Linked DNA regions of Homo sapiens: region 1 is linked to region 2. Evidence: chromatin loops called from intact Hi-C (ENCODE). Cell type or tissue: IMR-90. All regions are shown on one strand.

What was found. Peaks named below come from ENCODE experiments on the same cell type or tissue, not always from the same donor. Only the 100,000 strongest peaks of a DNase experiment are listed, where the experiment ranks them.
Region 1: it touches region 2 in a loop (9-fold over the local background); 3 of 110 quality-filtered maps call a loop at or near these places.

Annotation. Positions count from the first base shown.
Region 1 is chr11:20,608,921-20,611,420 of GRCh38, forward strand. The region is part of intron 5 of SLC6A5 (solute carrier family 6 member 5); the gene reads left to right. Among named protein-coding and RNA genes, the nearest start is that of SLC6A5, 11 kb to the left of the region's middle. RefSeq lists a silencer at 1,314-1,511 and an enhancer at 1,490-1,559. In IMR-90, a CTCF peak has its summit at 1,384; no DNase peak of the experiment used is centred here; H3K27me3 peaks cover 167 bases.
Region 2 is chr11:19,943,762-19,946,261 of GRCh38, forward strand. The region is part of intron 8 of NAV2 (neuron navigator 2); the gene reads left to right. Among named protein-coding and RNA genes, the nearest start is that of NAV2-AS3, 36 kb to the right of the region's middle. In IMR-90, no CTCF peak of the experiment used is centred here; no DNase peak of the experiment used is centred here.

The DNA of each region.
Region 1 (2,500 bases), 670 kb after region 2:
TGTCTCTCTCTCTCTCTCTCTCTCTCTCTCTCTCTCTCTGTGTGTGTGTGTGTGTGTGTGTGTGTGTGTGTTTAAAGCAGGCTGAGCATGTTGACTGGATCAGGCACATGGGTGGAGGCACAAGAGACACAGAAGCCCCTGTCTCTGGCTTCCAGTCTGGCTCACCATCGCCTGGGAGACATGAAAGGCAGAGCAAAGATATGACACAGCTCAGCTCCTACTCATCTGGTACAAACCATTAAAATGATGCAAGCTCTGAGCACAAGGAGACAATGTACATTTTTCACGCTGATTGTTTCCTGCGAGTATATGACCAGGCTGAGCAGATCCTATCTCATTCTTACCCAGTGTTTTAATTTTTAATTTTTTTTTTTTTGGTGAAAAGAAAAACAAGGTGTCAATCCACACTCTTTCTTTGTGCAGCCCCTCCATCTGTCATTCTCTGTGTTATCAGCACATGAGTGTGTTCTGTTCCTGGCGCCAGGCTATCCCTTGCAGGTGTATTGGTCCTTTGGAATTCTGGGGTGACTTAGAAAAGTTGATGGTGGCCTGACTTGCAGAGCCCCACTGCTCTGCTGGACAAATCAGGAGTCTAGACAACGGATATTGCCAGGCTGTTTCCCAAATGGTCATATTGAGCAAGCCTTCCTTAAGAGATGGATAAACTCTTTCCCCAGCATTTCCCACCAATTGCCTTCCAGTCTCACCTTCTCTCTCACAATCCCATAACTACCCACATCCTGTGACTGCTGGGCAAAAGGACTCATCCCAGGAGAGAGGGGCTGAATGGCTAGCTATTGTGACCTTCGTGTGCAGCTTGGAGCTGCCCCATGACACTCTCAGTGCTGCAAGGGACACATTCCATGGGGATACCAGGCAACCATACCCACTCCAGCCCCAGAGGAAAGCCCTGGATCTGTGGGTGGGGAGAGGCAGCGTTTGCCACATCTTTCTGTGCTGCAGGTTGTAAGAGAGGCTGCTGTCTTTAGGGTGACTCAACTCTCCAAGTATCTGTAATGGAGAATGACTAGTCTGTGCCCTGTCAAGTGAGACCAGCGGCTTTACGTGAAAATAGGAGCTAGCTGGGTCACGTAAAATAGGAACAACATAAATATCATTTCTATTTCCGGAATGGCTTCATTTTCATTACAACTTTTAATTAAATGATTCCTTTTCTCCCTGGTCTTTCATGTGCTTTCATTTATTAATAATTGCCCAAGTAAAGAGAATCCCATTCCACAGCTTCCAATTTAGCACGATCATTATCGCTGTTCTTTGTTCGGGGTTGCTGGGCCGCAGAGCTCTCTGATGAGATGGCCCATCATTCCCTCGCGGGTGGACCCGAAGGCTCCGGGCGCTGGGAAGCATGCTCCTGCCGCCCGGTGGTGGGAGGGGATATTGCAGGAGGCTTGGGGCTGCGGAGCGAGCGAGCGGGGAGCCTGGGAACCCTGCTGCATTGCTGCAGGAACGGTGACCTTGTGCTGCTGCGGCGGCAGTGATCTACAGACATCCAGAGACGCTCTCTAGTGAGGCTGCCTGCGTGCTTCACAATTGCAACTTGGGAATCGAGAGATTTGGTGTTTGCCCTCGTGTTAGTGATCTCTCCCGTCTTGGGTGGACGTAATGTTTGGCAGGAGGGCTAGAAATAACTTATGTGCTTATTTACAGAACAGAGATATGGAGTGTTCTTTAATTGTCTTCATTTATGTCACTGCTGGGGGAAACAAAAGCTTTCCTGGTAAATATTTGATAATGATTAGGTGGGAATCCTCCTGAAACTCTGTTATTTGATTAAAGAAGATACTTTGAATAGGAAGATATTTTTAGGCCCTGAAGTGGAGATTCTCAACCAGGGGAGATTTTGCAGGGGACATTTGGCAACGTTCAGAGACGTTTTTAGTTGTTGCAGCTGGGTGGGCTCCTGGCATTTAGTAGGTGGAGGCCAGGGATTCTGCTAAATATCCTGCAATGCACAGGACGGTCCCACAGCCAAGAATTACTAAAGCTGTCCTTGCAGGGTTAACAAGAATTCTAGACAGAAGTATTGTTATAATCAGCATTAATCAGGCTGTGCTTTTGACTCACTTCCTTGAAACCAAAAATTGAGTAACACTACGTACATTTGCATCCCCATTGTTCCTATAGATGAGATTTCTGATGCTAGAATCATAAGGCTTTTGTTTAAGAATTGCTTAAGCAGATCCCGAATTCCAGCAAAACAGCTGATGCCAACCAGTTTAAAGACTCCTACCAGCTTTAAGCAGGGGCTCATGCCTGTAATCCCAGCACCTTGGGAAGCCAAGGTGGATGGATCACTTGAGGCCAGGAGTTGGAGACCATCCTGGGCAACACGGCAAAACCCTGTCTCTACTAAAAATACAAGAATTAGCTGGAAGTGTTGGCACACACCTGTAATCCCAGCTACTTTGGAGGCTGAGACATGAGAATCACTTGAACCCTGGAGGTAGAGGTTGCAGTGAGCAGAGATTGTGCCACTGCA
Region 2 (2,500 bases):
TCCTAGGCTTTTAAAGACCCATGATTGTGCTTCCTCAGTCTTCTCAGCTCTCCCTAAAATTACTCTGAGGGAGAAAATATATAATTCTATTAATTATTATTGTAGTTATTGCACCTCTCCTCTTCCCTTTGTAAGGCTAAAAGAAACGGAACTAGGCCGTGTGTGGTGGCTCACGCCTGTAATCCCAGCACTTTGGGAAGCCGAGGTGGGTGGATCACCTGAAGCCAGGAGTTCAAGACCAGCCTGGCCAACATGGTGAAACCCTGTATCTACTAAAAACAAAAAAAAATTTAGCCGGGTGTGGTGGCGGGCGCCTGTTATCCCAGCTACTCAGGAGGCTGAGGCAGAAGAATCGCTTCAACTGAGGAGGTGGAGGTTGCAGTGAGCTGAGATCGTGCCACTGCACTCCAGCCTGGGCGACAGAGCAAGACTCTGTCTCAAAAAAAGAAAGAAAGAAAGAAACAGAATTGCCAGAGAAGGCAAAACAAGACTGCACTGTGTCCTAGCTTGTGTGTGGCATATTTCTCATGGTACACTAGTGCCAGCTCAGCTCAAATGCTGCTCAGCCAAGTGTCTTGTGGAAAGTTTTGCCCAGGGAATGGAATACTGTGGTCCTGACAAAGAGGAACCCAGCTGTCTGTTTTCTTTCCTTTTCTTTTCTTCTCTTTTCTTTTGCTTTCCTTTCCTTTTCTTCTCTTTCTTTCTTTTCTCTTCTTCTCCTTTCCCCTTTCCCCTTTCCTCTTTCCCCTTTCCCCTTTCCTTTCCCTTCCTTTCCATTCCGTTCCATTTCTTTTCTTTCCCTTTCCCTTTCCATTTCCATTTCCATTTTCCTTTCCTTTCCTTTCTTTCTTCTTTCTTTTTCTTTTTTCTTTCCTTTTCTCTTTTCTTTCCTTTCCTTTTCTTTTCTCTTTTCTTCTCTTCTCTTTTCTTTCTTTCTTCCTTCTTTCCTTCCTTCCTTCCTTCCTTCCTTTCTGTCTCCCCTCCCTTCCCTTTCTTTCCTTTCCTTCCTTCTTTTCTTTCTTGGCTGGCTGGCTTTCTGTCTGTCTTTTCTTTCTTCCTTGCTTGCTTGCTTTCTTGCCTTCTTGTCTTTCTGTCTTGCTTGTCTTTCTTTCCTCCTTTCCTTCTTTCCTTTCTTTCCTTTCCTTTCCTTCTCTTTCTTTCTTTTCTTTTCTTCCCCTTTCCCCTTTCCTCTTTCCTTTCCGTTCCGTTCCTTTTCTTTCCCTTTCCCTTTCCATTTCCATTTTCCTTTCCTTTCCTTTTCTTTCTTCTTTCTTTTTCTTTTTCCTTTCCTTTTCTCTTTCCTTTCCTTTCCTTTTCTTTTCTCTTTTCTTCTCTTCTCTTCTTTCTTTTTTTCTCTTTCTTTCTTTCTTTCTTTCTTCCTTTCTTTCTGTCTCCCTTCCCTTCCCTTCCCTTCCCTTCCCTTCCCTTCCCTTCCCTTCCCTTTCTTTCCTTTCCTTCCTTCTTTTCTTTCTTGGCTGGCTGGCTTTCTGTCTGTCTTTTCTTTCTTGCTTGCTTTCTTGCCTTCTTATCTTTCTGTCTTTCTCATCTTTCTTTCCTCCTTTCCTTCTTTCCTTTCTTTCCTTCCCTTTCCTTCCCTTCCCTTCCTTTCCCTGCCTTTCTCCCTTCCTCTTTTCCTCCCTTCACTCTCTGTTACCCAGGCTGGATTGCAATGGCACAATCTCGGCTGACTGCAACCTCTACCTTCTAAACTAAAGACATCGTCCAACCTTAGCCTCCAGAGTAGCTGGCACTACAGGTGTATGCCATCAGCCAGGGTTTTGCCATGTTTCCCAGGCTGGTCTTGAACTCCTGGGCTCAAGCGATCTGCCCACTTTGGCTTCCTAAATGCTGGGATTATAGGCGTGAGCCACTGCACCTGACCCCCAGCTGTTTCTTACAGGCTCCCTGCTCTAGAGCACCAGCTGGCTTGTGTTGAGTGCTTATGGTGGGCACTGTGCTAAGGGATCTCCAGGCCTGATCCCAGTTTGTCTCCACAAATGTCCTTTGAGGTCAGTACTACCACTGCGTTCCTTTTAGAAAAGTGAAGTCTGAAGGATAGAGAGGACCAGCACCTTCCCCACAGTCACACAGCCAGTAAGTAGAGGAGCTTGAATTTGAGGTGACATAATACATCTAACAAGGAAGAAGGCAACCTTTCTCTGTATAAATATTTGTGATTAACAGGTGCAGATCTTCTAGCTACTGCAAGCTATGCTTGCACAGTAGGGCCTAAGATAGCTGCATATATCACCAATAGGTGAGAAAACAAAATGCTTCACTCATTTTTGCATGGGTAGAAAATGACTACCTGGTTGGACCTAACCTGAGCATGTCTCTGTTGGAGACACTGTGGAAATGTGTTTACATCTCAGACTAGGCACTTGGCTTCTCCCACATGCTAGACTTCACCTATTTAAGGAGGCACCTGAAGGAAGAATCTCCCTGGACTTCACACTTCCTTTGGGCTTCCATTCACACTTCCATTCAATCATTCATTCAT